Linked DNA regions of Mus musculus: all the other regions are linked to region 3. The links are chromatin loops, found by intact Hi-C in ENCODE. Cell type or tissue: heart. All regions are shown on one strand.

Region 1 (8,000 bases), 360 kb before region 3:
ATAGACCCTTTCTAAATGTGAACCGGATAAAATAGAACTTTTCAACTTCTGAGTCTATGATAGATTAATATGGATGGCTCCAGGAATTTCTTCCACATTTCGACATATATACTTCCTTGTGTTATTAACTGGCAATCCCTTCCAATTAAGGGCAGGTCTTATCTTCTGTCCTTGAGTCCTGCATGGCTCTCAGACTTGCTTTGATTAGTAAAATATGGCAGAAATAGCAACAGGCCTTGAGGTCTACTCGCAACTTCTGGAGCCCTGTGACTCTCACACAAGGAAACCCAAGTTGATGTACTCGGGTGTAAGTGACCCAGACAGCAAGGCTGATAGTTAACCATCAGCCCCTTCCAGTATTCCTCATGCCTCTATCTGCTGAGTACAAGCATACGTAATTCCGTGTGATGCCACCAGAATTACCCAGATGTATGAGGCCCAATTTACAGAATCAAGAACAAACATGGTTGTTAGCTTAGACCACTAAAGTAGGAAAATGAGACATGATGAAGGTGAAGAGGTTGGAATATTTAGATGGTAAATTTGTATAAATACTGAAAGGGGGCATGAAGTCAACTCATGATGTCATCCCTTAAACTATGGTGGGTTCAACATCATTTAGTGGTTATTTTAACTAAATACAGAAAGAATTTGGAATTTGATGAATTTGTGAAGACACATTCCTATCATGTGTGTAATTCTTTGAGTAAACATATGTGCTATAACCTCAAATTTAGTGAGATCCAAAATCAGGGGCTTATTAATTTCTCTATCTTACCTATATGGACAATATCGTGCTTGAACATATGTGTCTGACCAGAGAGGTATTGAGAACGTTTCCAACATTGTGTCAGGGGATCATAATAAAGCTTAGAACAAAATTTTCCAGTCTTTTGGCCAGTCATTCCCAATTCCTTTGGCTTTATGGTAGCAACACACTCCCAGTATCAACCTCTCATCAGCTCCCAAAGACATCTAAATTATTCTGTAATAAATAATGCTTAGAAAAGGGGCATGGAAGCAGGAAGGGGGAAAACAGGATGTTTTAGGACAACCTGAGCACTCCAGGCCCAGACCCCAGTCTGCATCTCCTTGGACATGTTGGAAGAACTTTGGGCAGAAAAGCTCAGAAAATCCCTCAAGTCCTTCACAGCCAAGACAAAATGCCCACCAGAGTGGGCTCTCTTCTGAGCAGGGAGGCCTGCGATGCCACCAGAATTACCCTTAACTGAATCATGAACAAATGTTCACATCTTCTCAGGGGACATCCTACTAGTTTCTAGTCTATGTTTTCCCATAGACAGGGAGGGAGTAGAGTTAACTGTGTATAGCAGCCACCAGACTACATTCTCCCTAAATTCTGGAGGGAGAGTGACTTAAGAAATTAATGCACAGACCAATGGGGTACAGGTTGCTGTGCAGAGTCTGAGATTTCAGCTTCACTCTTAGGCTCAGTCCTGGTGCTGCTGACCCTACTACCGTAGGATCTGTTTTTGTTAAGTCAATTTGTTCTTTTAGTCAATATAGAAGTAAGAAAAAGGATCACAGCCACAATGGCTCTAGCTTCTGGTCTTGGCTTCATTGGCATAACTGCAGTGAGTGTGGGGAGGAGAAAAGGATGGGCGTCTTGTTTAGTCCTCCAGTTCTATTACGAAACACCATGACCAGGGTAACTTATAAAAGAAAGGAGTTTAGTTTGGCTGACATTGCCAAGGGCATAAGGGCTGTCATGGCGGGGAGGCATTGCAGCAAGTGGCAGGCGTGACGACACGAGCAGGAGCTGAATGAGCACATCTTTTACTGTAAACTCAAAACAGACAGAGCAACCTTGAAGTAGGCTAAGCCTATAGATTCCCAAAATCCATCTCCAGTGATACTCTTTCTCCATGAAGACCACCGCACAGCTCTGGTACTGGAAGGAATACCAGCCTATCAGGGAGAAAGCATGGCATGCTGGGAAGGAAAGTCGGGGGTACTAAAACCTAGCTCCAGCACTGATGCGTTCCAGGCATCCAGTATTCAGGCAGGTTAATTAAAGTTCTGAGGCACATCCCAGTGTATAGCATGCTTCTAAAAGTACCTTCGAAGGAATCTGTATACACTGTTGGCGGGTCTGTAAATCAGTCCAGCCACTGTGAAGAGCACTATCAAGGTTCCTCAAAATACTAAAATAGGCCAAGCATATGGTCAAGCTGTACCAATCCTGAGTATACATCCAAAGGAATCAACGTCACCATGCACGAGATGCCTTTACACCCTCATTATTGACAATAGCCAAGTTACAGAGCAGCCTCAGTGCCCATCAATAGATGGTGGATGAGGAAGTGTGCAGTATATACACAGTGGATACTACTAACTCAAAAAGAATGAAATCATTGTAGGACAATGGGTGGAATTGGAGATTATCATATTAAGCAAATTTAGTCAAGACTCTGAAAGACATGCTTACTTTCAAACATGGAGTGTAGGGGGACAGGGTCGCGGGGAGGAGAGAGGTCACATGAGGCTAAAACTGTCCAAAAGAGAATGGGAAGGGAACCAGGGGAGGAGAAAAAGAGGGGGAAAGATTGAGGAGGTTTGGATGTGAGCAAAGTATGCCCTATGCATATCTGAAACAGCACAATGCGTTGGAGAGCCCTGCTGCTAAGGTCGCAGTCCACCCTGTCTAGGGTTCCCATTGATGGGTGCAGGATGAAGGAATCCCTCTCTCAGTGGGGTTTGCCCGACCTTGTTTGGAGCACAGGTGCCTGAACTCATTTGGAAGATGACCCTGCACAGGGCTTCTTGCCTGGTAATTAGGTACTGTGTTATGACCAAACAGCCCTTTCTACTCACTATAAAAGCTCTTATCTACCCTGTCTCTGAAATGATAAGGTAGAGCTATCTCACTGAAGCTGACTCCCAGAAGTTCTTCTGTCATACGCACTGTACACAAACCCTGCTGTCCACTTCTGCTCCCTCCGCTCTCATGGGTCGGTGGCCAGTGACCCTGGAGGAAAAGGGAGACCCAGAACAACGTAGCCTGTTATTCTGCTTGACTATATATGCTAACAATAGATTGAATTAAGCATTTCAATGTAGTATATATGATATATGATGCCATTATTTCTATTTAAAATATGAGGAAGTTAAGAGGCACTCATGCCACTGGCGGTGTATCAACTGCTCTGAGCTTAGAATTCTATCATTTCTAAAATAATAACAACTCTCCAGGGCCTCTCCCCTAGATGAGGTGTCTGTAAATTTCTTGTGTTACCTTGCTGAATCTCTAATGCTTTATAGCCTCATGGAAGGGAGCTATCTCCATCCCTGTTTACAGCTGAGAGAAACCAAGGCCTTGACAGATTGGGAGACAGCCTGAATGAAACCCGTGTTCTTGTTCACTTGACTCTATGAGTTCCCATTAATTAGTCTTGCAGGATTGCAGGATGACTTCCGGCCCTACATCCCTTACTGGGTGATGTGGAAGTAGCTATGCAAACATTTGGGGGAGGTCTAACATGCACATTTAACATCAACAGGAAGAAAAATTGTCCCCACTCTTGAAGACAACAGACCATGCAAGAATCCCTGCTCAGATGACTGCAGAGACAGCTGTGGAAGCTGTGAGGAGAGGCTGTTGCAGTCCTAGAAGCCTTCCTGAAAGAGGCGAGTTTCACCCCAGCTTGTCACAGTAATGTCAACACAGAACACGAGCCAAAGCCCTGGCTTCCAGGACCGCAACCCTGTCCAGGGGAACATGGGCAGGTGTCCAGACATGGATGGAGAAAACTCTGCTAGGAGTAAACAGGATGGGAAAATGCTCTTAACATCATAGAAATGAGGGGCAGGACCACCCATCTCATCCTCATGAGATCCCACACAGTACACAGTAGAGCCCACACCATCCTCATCCAGCTTATCTGAGTTCTCTTAGAGACCGCAGTTCTCAGTGCCCAGGGGAGTGACAATGCACTCTCTCCTCTTGGCGCAGACTCTTGCCCAGCATGTGGGCCTGTTCCATGCACTTTTATGTCTCTGTTTACTTTGTGTGTTTCCTGAGTGCCCCATGCCTTTAAAGGAAATGCCCCAGCCTCAGCCTGTCATTATGGTTCTACACTGGTCCAGCTCCTGGGATGGGTGAGCCTGGGTTTTTAATTTTCTGTGACAGGAGATAATTGTCACTTGACTTCCCACCCCTGAAAATAAACCCGGGTGGTACTTCCCGGCTGGAAATCCACAGAAGTGGGCTGGTGCCAGGAGAAGCTTAAGCCACGATCTGGAGCAGTTTGTCTCCATGTACCTTACCCTTTCGTTTTTTGTGGACTTCAAAACATGCAATTACCGTTTTCTTTACAAGTCCAGGATGGTAAAGTGAAAAAAGTTCAAACAGATTTTTGGATAATGCATGCAATAACTCCTGGAGCGGGGCTCCATGAAATTTGACTCTGGGGGTACAAACCCTCTGTTCTGGACTAATCTTTTTTTTTTTTTTTTGCAGCTGCAGTCAAGTTCAAGGGCGTCATGCCCTGCCCACCAGGGTTATCCTCCACTGTCTCTTTTTTTCTCTTTTAAATATGATATCTCCTGTAAGAAATAATCTGGGCAAAGCCTCACCAATCAAAAAGCATTTAGATGACAAATCAGAACATGGCTTCTTTTCAGACAATAGATGTCACCCTTTTCATCCTAAATCAAGGCAGCTAAAGCCGAACTTCCATCTTTTGACATAGGTGTCTTGGACACTATTCATAGACTTGTCTCATCATAGCTGACATAAGTGGAAAGAATTGTGAAGCCAGAGCTGGTCATAGAAACTTAGATGCCACCAAGTTATCTGGAAGTTTTACATTGTAACTGTGGCTTAGAACAAAGAGGCAAAGAACTTTAGAGCGGTAAAGAGGAATAAATCCACAGAAATACTGTTCCTTGATGCTTCTGAGACATAAAGGCCACTCCTATGCCTTAGATGATATCTGGACTCAAATTTTAATATTTATAAGCTTAGATATATTATCTTCTTTATTTCATATCTATACAGTGGGACAGATAGCAAACCTGTCTCACTGAGCTGTTAGGAAGTTTAAAATAGACAGTGTCAGGGTGGTATATTCTTCCTTTTGAGCCCATGGCAAAATTGCATTTTTTAACTTAGCTTGTTGTCCTGTTGCTTCCTGACCAAAAACGACTTGGGAGGAATGGGTATATTTAGTTTGCACTTCTAGGTCACAAATCATCACAGAGGGAAGTCAGGGCAGAAACTCAAGTCAGGAAGCCAGAGGCAGAACCATGGAGGAACACTGCTTTCTGGCTTACACTCTGGCTCACTTACAGGCTCATACTCAGCTCACTTTCTTAGACATCCCAGTCCCATCTGCCTAGGGAACACGCTGACAAAGGTAGACTGGATCCTCCTATAGCAATTGTCAATCCAAACAATATCTTATACATGCTGTTCTTATATGGCTAGTCTGTCGATTGAGGCTCCCTCGGATGACTCTATACTGTGCTAAGTTGATAGTTGAGAATGACAACTAGGACAGTTATTCTACGTCTTGATGTTGGGATCTTAGCCTTGGGGTATGCTTGAACAGCAGAAATAATTTATGTTGCTCTATCACAATAGTCACTGTCAACTTTACAGGATCTAGGACACACATCTATAAAGGGTTGGACATATCTATAAAGGATTACCTTGATGTGGTTTTACTAGTTTATTAAAAGTTATATTCTTCACATTTTCTTGATTGCATTCCCTTATTTGATTGTCCCAACCACTCCATGAGATTAGTAATACTGACTCATTCAGTTCAGGAGCAGAAGCAGTAAATATTACAAGACAAGACAGCAAACTAGATGAGTTCTAGAGCTTTGTTTTCAACCTTAAATAGGGAAGTCTCTGGTGGCTCTTGTAATTCAATTCCAAATCTTCACAACTCCCCCTAAGGGGGCAGAGGTTGTGACCAGCCAGCCCCCCCACTCTGAAGCTGGGTGAGTTTGAACTAGATACGGGTGTAAAAAGGTTTGTTGACAAGGAACATGAATCATCTGAAGAGAAATTCCATCTGTGCTGTGAACATGTGGTTGATAAATAGCATGATAGTAAACGGTGTGTCTACCTGGAAATCCTGCAGGCCTTATCAGATACTTAGAGACCAGTGCCCATCTCCTCTTTGGTCAAGAAGTCTCCAAGAGGAGGCTTAGGTCTCCACACCAGTCAGCCAATACCAGGCTAAAACTTTCTAAATACATTGTTAGAGCAGTCTCATATCTTATTGCATGGTGAAGTGATTCTTTCTCAGAAAAAGTCGCAATTTAAAAGAGATTTGACACAAAGGACAGGATGCACATACCACATTTTATCGCTATTCATCTATTGATAGATTCCTAAAATGATTCCTATTTTGGCTATTATAATAGTTCTGAATGAACAGTGGGCTATAATATATCTCCTACATCCTGATTTTTCCCCTCTTGGATACTTACTCTGTGATAGGATTGCTACATCACACAGTTGTTAGTTTTTTGTGAAGCCTGCCTACAGGGCATTATGCTAAATTAAACATGCCAGGCACAGAAAGACAAACACAGAGTGTTCTCTGTCATTTATAGAAGTTTTTAAATGATTTCATGAATGTAGAAAGAATCATTACTAGAGGCCAGGAGATGGAAGGGAGGGTGTGGTAGGGGGAAACTGGTTACTAGGTACAAAACTACAATTAGATGGGATAAATATGTTCCAGTGTTCTGTAACACAATGGAATGACTATGGTTAATAAGAATTCACAATGCTTTTCAAAATATGTTTGGATATTTTTATCAGAAGAAACTGATAAACATCTGAGATCAGGACTGGTTAATTACCCTGATGTGATTATATTGTATACTTGTATCAAACCTCATTGTACCGTATAAATATGCACAATCATATGTTGATTAAAATACTTTTTAAAGGTATTACATTTTTAGAGTCTAGTCATTAAGAGTGCATACAAAGAGCTACTGAGAGTGCCAGTGTTTTGGACTGGAGAGGACATGAAAGACTGGAGAAATTTTATGAATTCGCCCATTTCCTTGATAACTTTGGCTTTGAAGTTTGGCCAGCTGACACCAAGCTGGAGAACTAGGCATACAGAATCTTATTAGTTATCTACCCATTATCCATCCATCCATCCATCCATCCATCCATCCATCCATCCATCCTTCCATCCATCCATCCATCCATCCATCCATCTATTCTCTGATATTGTTTGCTCTCTGTTATAGTTTGAAAATGAAATGCCCTTCTTCAAGCTCATGTATTTGAACACTTGGCCTCAGTTGGTGTTGGTTTAGCTGTAGAACCTTCAGGAAATGGACCTAGCTAGAGGACAGGGGTCACTTGAGGAGATGGGTTTTAAGGGTTATAGCATCCTCACTTCCTGGCCCTAGCTTGCTGCTTCTAGGTCTACTGCGATATGAGAATTCCAGCCTTGCTCTTTCCCAGCCAATCCTTCCCTGCCATGACTGACTGAACTCTCTCAGACTGAACCCACATTAATGCTTCCTTCTTTAAGTCACTTCTGCTGGGTATTTGGTCATAGCAATGAGAAAAGGTAATATATACAAATGCCATGTATACAAAGTGAGGCTATGCCCCATGAAGGAAGTACAGAGTTCCCTGCCCTAGGGATGCTTCAGTCTGTCACAAAGAAGTACTTTAAGGAGGCTACACAGTGAATACCTGTCACTAAACACTTATGATCCAGAAGTGGGTGAACTGGGCTGAAAGATGACCACAGTCTTTAGGGCAGGTCCTTTCACAGTCCCTATTTTGTTACTGACTGTGCCATTACCCTGAGGTACTATGAAGGAGGAATACTAACACAAATACTGTGTTTCTTTGGCTTTTGGCCTTTTCATATATAGCTCCGGGTCTTGGAAACTGTGACCAGAGGCTTTCTCAGTACCCTGAGGTTACTGTGAATAAATTTAGGAACACATAGGAATTAATTTCTTGCAGAACTGGGTGAAGGAGCTTC
Region 2 (8,000 bases), 240 kb before region 3:
GTAGCAGTGAAACACACAATGTTTCTGTCCTTCTGCAGTTTATGTTCCGATGTCGGGCCACAGGGGACATGAAACAGACATATGATCAATGTGTCAGGTGTTAAGTCCTATGGAGAAGGATGAGAGGGTAAACGGATGAAAAGGAACCAGACTTCATCTCTGGGGAGCTAGCAGAAGCCTGGAGACAACTAGGAAGCAGACATAGGGATACCTGGAGAGAAAACCTACCCAGAGAGACCTGGTAGCAATGATTCAATCAACTATCCTCTCAAAGCTGGGGAAGGGAGTCTCCTGTAGAATGACTCAATGCCCAAAAAAGCCTTTTAAGTTGCCTCAAAGTGAAGAGTGGAAACTGAAAGGTTGGTTTTGCTTGTTTTTAAGTTGTCAGCTTGCAAATTACAGGCCTTAGCACCTTACTACCCAGTACAGACAACGCAACCTGAAATGAGGATGGCGTGAGCTACACGTAAAAGGATGATTAAGAGTAGCGAAGGCTATATAAATCTTAGGCAATGCTCTTCATCAGTCACCAATTTCCACTAACCATCAGATCGATTACACCTATGTCTATAGCTGAAGGTCTTATCCATGATTGAATTAGTGCTGGGCCATGGTTAGTAATCTCACACAAATTGTCTTCAAAGTTCCAGGCTGACCTTCTGCCCTGCTTAAACCCGTAAACCAGGCCTGCCGTTTGCATGCTACCATAGTTTCCAATATACCATTTCCTGCTCGGTCGGATTAGGTGAAGCTCAGGCTCTTAACCAAAAGGTGACTTGAGTTTCTTTATTTACAAGGAAATTGCTAGTTAGAAAATTTCTAAGCTATTTGGCAACTAGTGAAGGCAATTCATTCCCACTGGTGACTGTATAGAGTTCCTCTCAGGTGTAGCTAAAGTTTGTGAGCGAGGGGAACACCTAAGCTGCAGCTAGAGCCGCACTTGAAACATTGTAATCAAGCTGGGAGCGTAGCTCAGTGATAGGCTGTGTGCCTAGTATGTGCCCTGGGCTTCATCCCCAGCACCTTCAAACAAAAAGTCTCAACCTTGCAGTTTCTTACTGGCACCGCCCCCCTCAGATCTAACTTGGGGGGGGGGGATAATGGGGAACATATATGCTTCAGTTCAACCCGAATGTGGCATTTTAGGAGGAAAACCCCAGCTGAGCACACACGAGTACATTTCAGCTTTGCCAGAAGAAAAATAGTTATGCATTATACATGGACTACAAAGACGCTTTTTTGTAAGCTTTCCTTTCAAATGTTTGAGTTTTAGAACTTAAAACGTTCCATGTGTTTTGTGTTTCTCCTTCAGTTAGACTAAAGTAAAGGGACTGAAATTTTGGTTTCAGCAGTTGTGCGGTCTATCCCAGGAATGTTTAATATAATATTATCCTGTGCTATAGAGTTTGTAAATAAGGCTCTTAGACTCATGGCTGATTGCTATTAAGGACTTTTTATTCAACAGATATTATTGTTATTATTACGTGCCAGGCCCTGTTTTAGGTACAGAAGCTACAAAGTACTTCATGCCCATCCATCCATGCATCGCAGAAAACAGGCCATAACCAACACTATAAATACATATGATGTCATGTCAGGTCATGAAGAAACTATTCTTCCTGCTTTATTCAGGGAAAGGGAATTTGGGTGGGACTGCTATTTTAGGGGAGGGAAAGTCTCACCCTTGAAGTCTTATTTGAAAAAAAAAAGATCTTAATGAAGGGAGAAAGGAGGCTTTGAAGCTTTGGGGGAAGAAGTGTCCTGGACAGATAGAGGGCAGGGCTCAGCAGGCATAAACTGAAGGGCAGCTTGGAGTCTCATATGGTGGGATGAAGACAAGTGAGAGCAAGTATTGGCAAGGCAGCCATGAACAGAAGCCACGTGACAGTTCTCCCTACTCCATCCTAGGGGAAACCAACACTAGTCTAGCTTCAGTGGGAAGTCAAAGAGATGATAGGGACTCATCCGTAGGCCCTGCGTGCTATAGCTATTAGTCCTAGACTTCCAAGATTCCCACTGATTTTTTCCCAAGGCTAACCCTCTCTGAAATACAGTCTCAGAAGTCTCAGTCGTCACGAAGCGAAGTTTTCCTTTCTGCTTAGCAGGAGAGCCTCCTGAAGTTAACAAAATCTAAACCCACGGAACCAAAAGGCTGCCATGACTAAATCAGGAAATGAACTCATTTGGAAAGAAAATTCGCAACATGAGGGCTTTTTTCCTCACTGAAGGTGTTCAGCACAAATAAAATAACACAGCCTCAGGGAAGCCAGGATGGATCAAGTCAGCACTACCAGAAACCCTTGAAGAGGTAGGTTACACATGCACTGTCTAGGGCTCAATGGTAAAGACTTGTTTAAAACCTCATATAGAAAGAAACCACCTCTACGTGAAACAGAAACAGCTCATAAGAATGAAAACAGAGTTTTGGCATAAAAGTTTTAACTTATAGCCACCTGCCACCCTATGTTTGCACAAACTGTAAAAGAAATTATTTACTTAGACACGTGGAAATGGACTGCATTTAATGGCAGCTAACAATAGAACGAATTTTAAAAATCACACACATGACATATGTGTAAGGAATGCTTTTATGCGTAAAAAAGGAATTTTCATACAGCATTTCATAAATGTATATACATGCATATTTGTACTTTTAAAAATACCATATGTAATGAAAGCTGTGCATAAATATTTATAAAAATACCTTTATCTAACTAGGCCAGTAACATTTAATATTTTTCAATAAATTCATATATAAAATATATACATTAGTGCCAAATGGAACATATATTTTGAAATATGAACCCCAAGTAAAACTCTGAGGAATTCGGAGTGGAACCCAGGTATCTGCCAAAGGCAACTTCGGAGCAGTCGGTCATTCGGAGAAGGGAAACAGTGCCGGGTCCCTTATCTTCACCGACTGTTTTGCTTGTCAAAATTCTGGTATCACTTCTGCGGTTTTGTATTTGACTTCCGACCTCATGGCCGTTTAACCTGCCAACTATTATTTTCTTTGAGGCTTTTAACACTCCACCCAAGTATTTTGCTTTCCCCAACAGTTGTGTCCGCTTCCTTTTTAAATTCATCTTAACGTCGACCGTGGTTTAGGACCTGGGCTTAAAGTGCACCCGGTCTAAGGTTTCAGAGCGATTCAGATTGGGGGCACCCTTGTGATGACCCCGATAGCGCCCAGGGAAGCCAAGGTCTCCAGGAGGGGCTCTGCTTTGTGCCAGGATTTCCAGGCAACCTGAGAGTCCCAGGGTTGGGGCCAGACCTGGAGCGTGCGACTACTCGGGGTTCTAGCTCCTTTTCCAGGTCAACCAAGCCGGCGGGGGACATCAACGCCGGAAAACACCACCTTTTCCTGTCTCCAACCTGGCGGACTAAGGGAGAAGGAAGAGAGGGCGACCAATTAAGACAATTAACATTAATTCTCTGGGTTCCTACAGAGGTCCAGGGACAGAGGGGCGGGTCGTCCTGAGGCCCTGGCTGGGTGACCGACAGGTGCAGGTGTCGCCACGGGCGGAATTTTACGGTCCGGAGCAGCAGCAGCTGCGCCACTTGCGCCGCCTCGCAGAGCGTCCCGGAGAGCCGCCACCCGCTTCCGCAGCTTTAGGTCAATCTCTGACAGACCTGGAGGGGGAGGAGACGTCACCCTCCCGACAGGAAAAACCTGCTGCGTCTGCGTTTCTCTGCGTCCCGCAGGCTCTCAGCCTCCACCCCGCGTCTCCCGCGCGTCAGATCCGCGCTCCAGGTTTTGGCGACAGCTTGCAAGGGGAGCCGGCTGCACGTTGACAGCACGCGACCCTCCTTTTCCCTCCCGAGAGCTACAGCTGCCAGGGGGTCCCCAGGGAGCTGCGGCCGCGCTGCGGCGACCCGGTCAGGTGGCCCTTCTTCCCCGCGCAGGTCCCCTTCCTCCGCTGCGAAGCCCCGCACTGCTAGGTGGGTTAGGTAGGACAGGGAAAGGCGGGGACACGAGGGTGAGCACGAGGGTCCCGGGTGCGGGCGGAGTCCCATTGTTCTCCCGCACCGTACGGACAGCAACGCTCTGGGGTCCCCTCTTTAAAGGGAGCACCCCGCCACTTTTCTTTGTGCCTGAGGGAGCCCCAGCCGGCATTGCCTCTGAGAGAAGCCACCACTGGGAAGGGGTGGAACTGGGAGGTGACAGTGGGTAGCCTTTGTCCTCCAAGAGTCCGCAGCCTCGCCTCCAGTCCTGCGGGTCTGGGGGTGGTGGGGAGGTGGGGGACAGGTACAACGGAGGGACGGTCCAGGTCGGCCCGCACCCTTCTCCCCGCCCTGCCCTGGCCTCACAGCCCCGCCCCGCCCCGCGCCGGCCCCGCCCTGCGTCCTGCGCCCCGCCCTCGGCAGGTTGAGGCCCGGCGTCCGGCAGCCGCGCGCACAGTGTCGCGGGCGCTTCCAACTGCCGCTGGGAGCACAGCAGCGGGACGCTCACCGACAACCCAGTTCCGCAGCGGCTGCCTCCCGGGAGACGCCGCGCGCAGTCCCGGAGCAGATTCTGCGGTGAACCGTTGCCGCCCCTCTGGTTCTGCGCGCACCAGCGAGGACTGTTGCGCCCTCGGGAGGCGACCCGGGCCGACGCCCGGCCCTCCGGGCAGAAGCTAGGAGCCTTAGAGACTGCTGGTGAGTGTGTGACCCAGGCTGTCTCTCCACCTGTAAGACTGTCCGACCCTCAACCTAAGCCCCCTTCCAGCTAGTGCAGATGGTGGCCTTGGAAGACTTAGAGGGTGCGAGGATAATCTACCGCACCGCCTGGTTGAGCTGATGTTTAGAGGATCAAAGGGGACATCATGCTTGACGTCCGGGAGGGGGGATCAGGACGCGGAGCTCTGCCACCTACTTCTTTAGGGTGGGGCTGCAGTCAGCACGGCCCCCTCCAGGCCATTGACAGCCATTCTGGGCGCGTGTTGCGTTTTTCCAGCAGAACAAACCGCACTTGGCTACCGCGGCCCTCTAGTTGTGTGTTTGCACCGATGCGGCGCGGCGCGAGAGTGCACCGCGCAGCTTGGCAGTTTCCGAACTGACAGAGGCAGCACATTGTAGCTGAGGCTCCAACCTGCAGATCTGGCAGTTGGGGGAAAAAAATTTTTTTTTTCTTTCTCGACTGCGGTTTCTGAACAACTGAAGCGTTTACAAGATCTTTACTCCCTCTTCCTCCTCCTTCCCCTCTCCTTCTCCTCCTGCCTCTCCTCCTCCTCTTCCTCCTGCTATTGCTCTTCTTCCTCTTCTTTTCTCTTCCTTCTCACTAAGTATCTTGACACAGCCATGCGAGGACGAATGGATCCGGCCAGTCAGTTTTTTTCTTTATGAATTATTATACTCCACCCCGCTCTCGCCTTTGGGAGGGAAGGCATGTGTTTCATCTTATAAATAGAAAGTAGCATATTTTTTGGCAGGACCTGCTTTATACTGCACCGTCTAGGAGAGGTCAGTTTAAAAATAAATATGCACTTGAATGTTACATTACCGAGCCGGCTGTGGCTGGGACAAGCTGCGAGTACAGCGGCATCAAAGCTGGGCGCACATCTGTGTTGAAAGGAGTTAAAGCCCCAGAGTGCAGCCCCGGCTGACAGTCAAGTAATTACATTTTGTTTAAAAAAAAAAAAGTGAGTGAATTAAAAGGAGGGTGGGAAGAGGAATGTCAGGCAGGGACTGGAGCCTGAATCTTTGCAGCCTTGGTGCGTTTGCGGGGAGTGGGCTGCTGATTGTGTGCAGTGTGTAGTGGGGGCTCTGGGGAGGGAACTGATGGATGTGTTGGGGAGACAAAGATTCCTTCTGCTGCTTCCTCACCCTGGCAGCTTGTAGCCCTCCCAGTATCCTCGAGTTCTGGGAGGGGGTGGAGGAGGGGTGCCGCCTTGAAAATATTAGGAGGGTAGCAGATGTCCCTGCTTTAATAGTAGACCCAGACTTGGGAACTCCCCCTTAACATCACAGGGAGAAATAAGCCTCCCCAGGAAGCAGCCAGGATGCCCCAGGGGCACCCCTAAGTCCATTAAAAGACTCCTGTAATGGTCTGACTTATAAAAGATCTTTCAACTAACAACTGAGCTAGGGAGTACAACTTCTGGACAGTTGTAGATACCTCCACCACTGTGATTTGATGGACAGTTTAGATGTCAGTATACACAAACACCTTTTTCAGAATGAAGGACTCGGCCATAAGGCCGTTATGAAATGTCTAGCGATGTAACGTGTGAGATAAAGGATTAAGATCTATATTCAAGGAATGGTTGACAGTCCATCTGGAAGTGCCTAGGTTTTCCAGGAGGCCTCACCCATGGTTGGAAGACGGGGCTACCAGTCTCGGGGCTCACAGCCCCTGGGCTCTCAGATGATGTTTAGAGGAGAACTTTGGAAGCCTTCTGGGTCTGTGGCAGTTTCTGTTTTCCAGCCGTCTCATCTGCTAGAGATTTGCATTCTGAATTCCATGATTGGAACATGGTGCCGAGGCTGTGGCAGCCCCCTGAAGACATGAAGTAAGATGAGCTCCTTCCCACCCCCCTAATCTGCACCCTGAAAGTCTGCCTCCTATCTTCAGGGCACCTAGAAAGGTGTCGAGAGTAAAGTACCTGGTGTACATTTGCTTTCTTGGTTTTTATTGTGAATTTAAATGGGGTCCAAGATGCATAGAAAGCTGTGACCATGATTGCAGAACGGCTCCCTGGAGCCAGGCGGCCCTATCTGCGCTCCAGTCTTCCCTTTAATGTGGTGTTTTGTTTTATGTCTGACATGTTCACAAAAGCTGCCCTTTTCCACTTATAAACTTCCTGCTATTCAACAGCATTGGGGATAAAATCTCTTTAACCTATATCACCCTAAGGTTTTTAACCAAGCCATAAAACTTTCACAAGTCCTTTGCCCATTTAGACATAGCATTTATCCAATGGGTGGCAATACAGTTCCCAACCTAAAAGCCCTTAGAAAAATTGTGCCAATTTATTACTAGTACTACTACTACTTATTATTATTATTATTATTATTATTATTACCACCATTGTTTCAGTCTGATTTCATAAAGGCTGTCTTTCTAACTAGAATCCCACTGATTTTTTTCATTAAGAACCGAAAAATTGTATTTTTAAATACACTATGCTTCCCAGAGAACAAGTAGCAGATTCAACCAGGCCAATTAAAAAAAATCTCTTAAAAGTGCAGGTCAGAGAATTCTAACGAACATCAAAAGTAATTCTAGCACAAAGCCTGTCCTCAGTGCTAAGCTAAGTACTCTTCTCAGTGCCTTCATTAACCTCTCCATTTCTAAACAATCCTCGGTGCTAAGCTAAGTACTCTTCCAGTGCTTTCGTTAACCTCTCCATTTCTAAACAATCCTCGGTGCTAAGCTAAGTACTCTTCTCAGTGCTTTCGTTAACCTCTCCATTACTAAACAATCCTCAGTGCTAGGCTAAGTACTCTTCTCAGTGCCTTCGTTAACCTCTTCATTACTAAACAATCATTCTATGAAAGGTGTGCTAGTGCCTACATTTTACAGGTGTAATAACAGAAGACAGACCAGTGATGTAGGTTGCCCAAAGTTATACATTAAAGAACATACCTAACTGTGGGTGTGTCCTAGTGCCCAAATCTATATGGGAGTCTGTGCCTTTTTGGATTAAAGGATTGGGAAAGCCTGACATTATTAGCTTGGGGTAAGAGCACCCAGGTGCATTGCCTGGCTCTATCGTGTAGCACGTGTGTGATGCTAGACAAGTGATTTGACTTGTGTGATTGTCTCATTTAATATCCATAGCCAGTCTTTGAGATAGATGGTATGGTACTTCTTTTCCAGACAAGAACTTAGACTCTCGAGTTCTGTACCTTGGTCAGGTTTATACAGCTAAGTAAGTAGCAGGGCACAGTTTGAACTCAGGTATGTCTGACCTAGTTCTGGATACCACACCTCCATTGTCTGGGTGGAGGGTTACGGGAGCTATGAAATATGATTACTCTTATGGCTTTTGGCCTCTGGAAAGGAACCCATCCTG
Region 3 (8,000 bases):
CCACAGGCATTAAAATCATAAACAAGAAAAATAGGTGTTAGCCTTTATTCAAATTCTAAAACCTTTCTATTTCAAGTATTGTCAATAAGGGGAAAGGAGTCTGGGAAGATGACTCTGTTGGTAACGTGAACCAACGTTGGTATAGCACACAAACATGAAAACTGAGTTCGAATTCCATCACCCACATCCAAAACGCTGGGGCTCAGTAACAAAAGCCCATATTCCCAGTACTGGGGAAGCAGAGACAGGAAGATCTCCAGGGCTTGTTGACCAGATAGTCTACCCACACTGCAAGTCCCAGCTTCAGTGGGAGATCCGATCTCAAAACCTACAGTGAAACTGATAAAGAAAAGCATGCACATCAACCTCTGGCTCCCATTCACAAAGCACTTACGCACACACTGCACAAGAACAATTCATTATAATTGGGGGGAATCCCTCAAAGATGAGGGCAGGGGAGCATTTGCAACTCATCAACTTCAGAAAATATATTCGGAGTAAGTAAGGACGCATTACTGAACAATGGAAAAAGACCACATAGCCCAGTTAAAACAAGGGCACATAGGGCATGGTGGTGCACATCTTCGATCCCAGCACTCAGGAGCCAGAGGCAGGAAGATCTCTGTGAGTTTGAGGCCAGCCTGAGTATAAATGAAGAGTTTGAGGACAGCCAGGACTACATAGTAAGATCGTGTGTGTGTGTGTGTGTGTGTGTGTGTGTGTGTGTGTGTGTAAACAAGCAAATATAGTAGGCAATATTACACATGATAATCACATGGTGATGCCAATCTCACAGGGAAATACTATTTCTGATCTATTAGGACAGCTGTCATTAAAATAAGAGGTAGTGATGGATGTTGGTAAAAGTGTGGAGAAACTAAAATGATGCGTGTTTTAGAAAACAGTTTGATAATTTCTCTAAAACACTCAACTGTTAACCAGATTACCAAGCAGTTTTACTTTTAGGTATATCCAAAAAGCCTGAAAACATGTATGTATAGAAAAACTCAGAACAAATGTTCAAGATGCTAAATGGACAAAACATAAAAATGATACAATGTCCATCAACTGGTGAGCATTTTATATAATTACAATGGGAAATTGTTCAACAATGAAAAAGAAAGAAAAAAAAGACATTATTTGGCTGGGCGTGGTGGCGCACACCTTTAATCCCAGCACTCGGGAGACAGAGGCAGGCGGATTTCTAAGTTCGAGATCAGCCTGGTCTACAAGGTGAGTTCCAGGACAGCCAGAGCTACACAGAGAAACCCTGTCAAAAAAAAAAAAAAAGAAAGGAAGGAAGGAAGGAAGAGGAAGGAAGGAAGGAAGGAAGGAAGGAAGGAAGGAAGGAAGGAAGGAAGGAAGGAAGGAAGAAAGAAAGAAAGAAAGAAAGAAAGAAAGAAAGAAAGAAAGAAAGAAAGAAAGAAAGAAAGAAAGAAAGAAAGAAAGAAAGAAAGAAAGAAAGAAAGGAAAAAAGAAAAAGCCACTGATACATACTACATACTACACTATATACATACTACATACTATACTATATACATACTACTACATTCTACAACTATATGCTTGGTAAAGAAGCCAGACATTAAAGATCACATATTTTACCACTTCATGTGAATTACATGTCCAAAAATGGACTATTTCTAGAGATAGAAGAACTATCTGTTATGTAAGAGAGGACTGTAAGTAACAACAGCCAGCAAACAGGCAAAAGAGAACTCTTTGGATGATATAAATGTCTCTTAAAACAGGAATTGGGCTTCTTCTAGTGGCTTGTTTCCACCAGCCAGGCCCTACCGCCTACCTTCACAACCTTCAAAATATGAGCCTGTGGGACTTCTCAGAGATAAACCACAGCATTCCACCTCAGGGCCAAACCGCATGACTACCGCATGATGGAAAATACATTCAGTCTAACTTTAAAAGGGTTAACAGTCCCAGCATTGTACAAAAAGCCCAAAGTGTCTTCTGAGACACAAGGCAATGCCTTAGCTCTGAGTCCCTGTAAAATCAAGAAGAAAGTTACATGCTCCAAACCTACAACAGTACAGAGTAAACACTCCCATGCTAAAGGCAGGAATGGGAGACTAGCAATGAAAGGGCAGACCACACAGGTTGCACAAATGAACAGATATACTAAGAAATCATGAAATGAACAACTACAATGAGTGGATTTCTGCTATGCATGTGAATAGGCTACTTATGAATAATTTAAAAGACATCTAGGTTTATAATAACATTGTCTCCCTGTTATTTATTGAATATTATTCCTTTCTGTTAGCTCCTAGACAGCAATTTCGGCACAGGATGTAACACTTATACTGTCAATATCTTGCAGTCACCTCCATTCTGTGAGGCAGGTATAGTTATACCCAGCCTTCTGAGGAAGAAACTGAGGCACAGAGCTTAAAGAACCTGGTCAGTCTCAGAGACCGTCTGTAAGCAGCACAACTACAAGTCAATTTCAGGTCTGCCTAAGCCTAAAGCACAGAACCAGGCCTGAACACCCTGCTGCTAGGCTAAAGAATGAACCAGGTATCAGCTAATAATATTTTTGTTCTGGCAAAAAAAAAGGGGGGGGGAGAGTGGTTGCCTAGCAACAAAGGTCAAAATTTCGAAACACATTTTCTGGTCTCTGTAAGGCCAGTCCCAGGGTTTGAAGACCTTTGTTGCTGTCATAAGACAAGTGACTTGAACACTCAGCTCACATGGGTCAACCTATTCTCTTTAGCCAAGGCTTCTAATTTGTCCAGTCAGTCCCAGTGCAAATGAAATGGGTGTCTACAGTTGGTATGCCCACGTGAATATCCCAGGAAGATCTTATAAACACAATTCTTAGAAACCCATGTCCAGGTGGTTAATAAAGAGCTTTGGTATTGTAGATTTATTTTTTTTTAACAAAGATGGGGAAATTGTTAAAGTCATACACTTCAAAGATAAGTGTGCTTGCGCCTGGAGATAGGGCTCAGCAGTTAAGATCATTGTATGGGCTTCCAGAGGTCCTGAGTTCAATTCCCAGCAACCACACAGGGGCTCACAGCTATCTATAATATGATCTGATGCTCTCTTCTGGTATGCAGGTGTACATACAGATAGAAAAATATATTTTTTCTTTTTTTAAAAGGTAAATGTCCGGATCTGAATTCTGCTTCAGCATAGCATGCGCTCATCAAATTTCTCATCGTTGTGACAAAACACCATAAAGAAACATCTTAAGGGAGAAAAAACATGTTGAACTCCAGTTGCCAGAGGTGTTGGTTCTCCGTGGCACAGCGAAGGCGTGGTAAAAGCTGAGTAGACACACCTTGGCAGTCCAGGAAAGCCAGCAGTAGCTTGGCTTGCTATTTCTTTCCTCTTCTTATTCCATCTGGGCCTTCAGACCGTGGGACAATGTCACCCACACTCAGGTTCATCATTCCCTCTCCACTAAGCCATCCTGAAAATGTCCTTACAGATACATTAAGACGTGTGCCTCGGTCTCCCCGGTGACTCTCAATCTAAACACATCAACAACAGCGATTAACCATCTCAATACTTGTACCATGTTAACAAGTTAACCTCTCCAAGACTCAGTTTCCTTATTTAGAAAGGAGGCTGTCTAAAATAGATATCTCTATAAGGTTATCAATTTTTAATTATAGGATGCTTCAAGAATACACTCATTAGGCAAAAGCGAATGTCTTTCCCCTCTCCTTGTGCGTGTGTGCGTGTGTGCGTGTGTGAGTGTGTGTGTGTGTGTGTGTGTGTGTGTGTGTGTATGATGCATGTGTACACATTCCTAGAGAGCCTTGCAGGCTGTGCTGACTGACTGTATTTCTCTCAGTAGCAGGTCAGCACCACATAGGCTGCTGGGTTGGATACAATCAGCAACACATAGAAAAGAAAAATAGCCAAGCCCTCGGGCACTCGGGGTTGTGACCCTTGGGAGAGACTTCAAATTTTATATTTGAACTCTATTGACTTACTAACAATGCATTCTCCCACAGCCCTTCAAAGATGATCCTGAAAATAAATGGATAAAGAGCTGCAAGAAGAAACATGAGGCAAAGTCGACACCTACTGGCAGCCTGAGGTTCATGCAGAAAGCAGTCATCCCGGAGTTCAGTTGCCCTAAACCCAGATGAACCCTGAATGCGAATTGTCACCCTTTTATGTGTGAAGTCTACTGTCAAGGAAACAGAGATCTGGACAAAGGTTTATATGCAAAACTTCATCAGGTATTGTTTATTTATGAAAGTAAAATATTAGAAATACTGAGGGAGATTAAAATAAATACACTCTGATTTATTCCTGCAATGGACTACCATGGAGCCATTAAAAACTGTTTTCAAATCATTTATTAACATACAATGTTCTTTAAAATAATTCAAGAAAGGATATTATATGTGCAAAGTATGGATAGGATAATGATTGACAGTAAAATTTATATGAATAGGAAAAGATTATATATATATTCTATGTATACACACATATACACATATATATACATATACATATGTATATATTCATATATATTCATTCATAGGAAGAAATCTAAGAAGGCCAAGAGCTCAGAGTCCGAGTGCTTGTCTGGCATGTACAAGGCCTGAGTCCAATGCATATCTCTGCAAAAGGAAAAGAAAAGAGGGAATGGAGGGAGAGAAATATTACTGTTTTCTTATTTCTATACCTCTATACTTTTCAAACTTACTGTAATAACTGCATTGCTTTAGAAAATATTAAAGAGCAATAAATAAGAACTTTTCAGCCGGGCGTGGTGGCGCATGCCTTTAATCCCAGCACTCGGGAGGCAGAGGCAGGCAGATTTCTGAGTTCGAGGCCAGCCTGGTCTACAAAGTGAGTTCCAGGACAGCCAGGGGTATACAGAGAAACCCTGTCTCGAAAAACCAAAAAAACAAAAAAACAAAAACAAAAAAACAAAAAAACAAAAAAAAACCAACAAAACAAAACTTTGTGAAGCAATCATTTCAATGACTTTAAAAAAAAAAAAGAATAGTAGCTATAAAAAACGAAGGAGCGGTGGTGTTAAAGATCCGAGGTGGACTACTGGAGCTCCGCCTCGGGAGCTGCCTCAGAGGGGCCAAACAAAAGCGGAGTCTGGTCCTCATGGCCGTGCTAACTGCATCTTGACTTCCTAATTTAGCAGACAAAGTTAGAAAGTAAGGGCAGCAGGAGCAGACACGCAAGGCAGCATCAGTATTGCTCCTAGGAAGCCCGCCCAGAGGATGTTCTCAGATGCTAGTGGCAGCCTATTGGTATCACCTGTGTGGAGGGTTTTCTTCTGTCCTTGGCTGTGCGTAAAAAGTCTGCTCACCAGAGTAGATTAATCCAACTCTGTCTCTTCGGTGAATGTCTGACTCATTTCTCCCCCGGAGTATTTCAAGGTCCTGGCTCTTACACACACCAGCAAGTCACTACACTCCTCTGATCTTTACCAGTCTCATTGTTAAACGTGACAAGAGCCTCGCAGCTGACTGTGGATGCCACCTTTATATAAAATACCGTCCCTTGAAAGTAACCCCAACCAAAATGCTAACCAAAACTACAATTAGATTCTAGACCACCCCTGTCAGAATGGTTATCACTAAAATAGCAACCGAAAGCTGACAAGCATGGTGTAGAGGGAAAGTGTGAAGTTCTCTGACCATTCGAGACATCAGGAGGTGGTTCCTCAGTAATTCCTAATATAGAATTACTATATGATCCCAGCTATGTTTTCTTTTCTAGAAATGTACCCAAAGGAGACTAAATTAAAATACTACAGAACCACTTATCTGTCCATGTATATCGAAACACTATTTACTATCGCCAAGTTATAGGACCAGATTACAATGTTCATCGATAGATGAATAGTAAAGAAAATGGGTATAAATAATGAAGCCATGACATCTTCAGAAAAAATGGATGGAACTAGGGATGATAAGGGAAATAGGTCAGTTACAGAATTATGATAAATATTTCATGTTCTTCACATGTAGAGTGTGTGTGTGTACATGTGTGTAGGGAGAGAGGGAGTAGACTAGAAGAGGGAAGGGGAACGAGAGAAATAAGAAAGGGCAGAGAAATACATGAGACATGAAAGAGGAAGGGACAAGTGTTGAGGGGAAAAGGGGGAGAGAGTTGTGTGTGAATAAGAACAAAGAATGCAGTGTGTTTATAAAATTCATATTGAAACCCATTCCTTTGTTATCACATGAAAATTAACAAACAGGAAAGAAAGCAGCCTTGTGTAAGGTCATACTCGTGAGCATCCTTCATGAATAATTAGTGCCAGACATTCTCACACGCTGTTTTTAAAAGTGTTAATTCACCTAATTAAAACCCTGTGAGTGAAATCCCAATATCCACATGAGAGAAAGGAAATATAGCCTGATCAATGTTGAATGTGTTTTATATTGAAGAATCGGGATTTGAATTCAGCCACAAGGCCAAAGGTAAAGCCCTTGAACACTACTCAGAGTGGCCACATGGCTTTTAGGGCTCAACAAATCCCTGCAGAGAATGAGGTTGCAGCTGAGGATATCGTGGCCCAGAAAAACACTGTGATTGGCCCAGACAACTAACAAGAAACACCGCAGACTTCACTTCCAAGGACAGTGAGGCCCCTGCCCCATCTTAAGCCAATGTGGTTCCTTGTTCCGGAGCCTGCACTGGGGTTTCTGCTTCCATTTAGCACCACTTCCCTTGTCTGGTAACCAGAAACTTGAAGTCCACCCTGTTATTCAATGGTCAAATTACATACTCTAAACGGTACTTGGTGAACCTTTGAACTTCTGTGGAAACTGAAGGTCCGCACAATCAAGTTTCCACCACCGTAGGGAACAGAGAGGGGAAGCAGGACATCTCCTGTAGGAAGGGGCCACAGTCATGAAATAAGAAGTCTCTCCAAGACACAGGCAAACCCCAGCTTCGGCATCATAATGAGATCTCCTGGGGCCTTTTCCTCTCCAGCCACCATATCCACAAGGCCAAGCTCTACCTAAGATGATATACTGGCTGGTTTTGTGTGTCAACTTGACACAACTGGAGTTATCACAGAGAAAGGAGCTTCAGTTAAGGAAATGCCTCCATGAGATCCAACTGTAAGGCATTTTCTCAATTAGTGATCAAGGGGGAAAGGCCCCTTGTGGGTGGGACCATCTCTGGGCTGGTGGTCTTGGTTCTATAAGAGAGCAGGCTGAGCAAGCCAGGGCAAGCAAGCCAGTAAAGAACATCCCTCCATGGCCTCTGCATCAGCTCCTGCTTCCTGACCTGCTTGAGTTCCAGTCTTGACTTCTTGGTAATGAACAGCAGTATGGAAGTGTAAGCTCAATAAACCCTCCCCGGCCCCCCACCCAACTTGCTTCTTGGTCATGATGTTTGTGCAGGAATAGAAACCCTGACTAAGAGAAATTGGTACCAGCATAGTGGGGTATTCCTGTGACAACCTGACCATGTTTGGGGGAGGACTGTGGAAGGACTTTGGAACTTTGGGCCAGAAGATCCATTTGGTGTTAAGAGCTCTGTGAGATGTTGTGTAGGAGCTTGGAAGATAATGTTGAGAACAGTGCAGAAGATGGAGGCCAGGCTTGTGAAATTTCAGAGGGAAAATTAAAGACTCTTTTCAGGGCCATTGTTATTTTGTGAAGATTCTGTGGTTCTAATTAGCTGGGGCTGAAGAATCAGCTGTGATTAACAAGATACCAGAACTACTAAAGTGAAACTTTTGTATTACTGGGACTATTGATGCTGGTTAGATGGAGCTAAGAAATTAGCGGTGATTAAGAAGAGACCAGCATCATTGAGGTGACATCTTCTGGGAAGTGTTTTCTGAGAGCACGGTGGCTGTGTTCCAGATATAGCCAAGATTGTACCTTGTGCTGTGGCTGGACTTGGTAATGTGAAAGAGTCACCCAGGTGGTACTAGTTTTGAAGGCATGAAGTGGTCATGAAGAGCAGCTGAGACTCGGCACCGAGAGAGGCCATGGAAGGCCATTGGTGAAGGTGCAGCCTCAGTTGCA

Evidence for each region. A loop is a pair of places that touch in the nucleus more often than their neighbours do. Peaks named below come from ENCODE experiments on the same cell type or tissue, not always from the same donor. Only the 100,000 strongest peaks of a DNase experiment are listed, where the experiment ranks them.
Region 1: it touches region 3 in a loop (2.6-fold over the local background); 4 of 42 quality-filtered maps call a loop at or near these places.
Region 2: it touches region 3 in a loop (2.4-fold over the local background); 12 of 42 quality-filtered maps call a loop at or near these places.

The regions. Positions count from the first base shown.
Region 1 is chr17:79,468,498-79,476,497 of GRCm38, reverse strand. 4930429F11Rik (RIKEN cDNA 4930429F11 gene) reads left to right here. Exons shown (of 2, transcript NR_033463.1): 2 at 1-874. Among named protein-coding and RNA genes, the nearest start is that of 4930429F11Rik, 5.4 kb to the left of the region's middle. In heart, a CTCF peak has its summit at 4,632; DNase peaks (open chromatin) are centred at 3,697 and 4,047; H3K27ac peaks cover 369 bases.
Region 2 is chr17:79,351,458-79,359,457 of GRCm38, reverse strand. Cdc42ep3 (CDC42 effector protein (Rho GTPase binding) 3) reads left to right here and starts at 4,367. Exons shown (of 2, transcript NM_026514.3): 1 at 4,367-4,641. It overlaps Gm17315 (predicted gene, 17315), which reads right to left and starts at 4,759. Exons shown (of 2, transcript NR_165822.1): 1 at 4,454-4,759; 2 at 1,438-3,633. In heart, CTCF peaks have their summits at 3,572 and 4,872 (motif pointing left); DNase peaks (open chromatin) are centred at 3,337, 3,577, 4,367, 4,807 and 1 weaker place; H3K4me3 peaks cover 3,529 bases; H3K27ac peaks cover 3,266 bases.
Region 3 is chr17:79,107,085-79,115,084 of GRCm38, reverse strand. No RefSeq gene overlaps it. Among named protein-coding and RNA genes, the nearest start is that of Qpct, 59 kb to the right of the region's middle. In heart, a CTCF peak has its summit at 4,065; no DNase peak of the experiment used is centred here.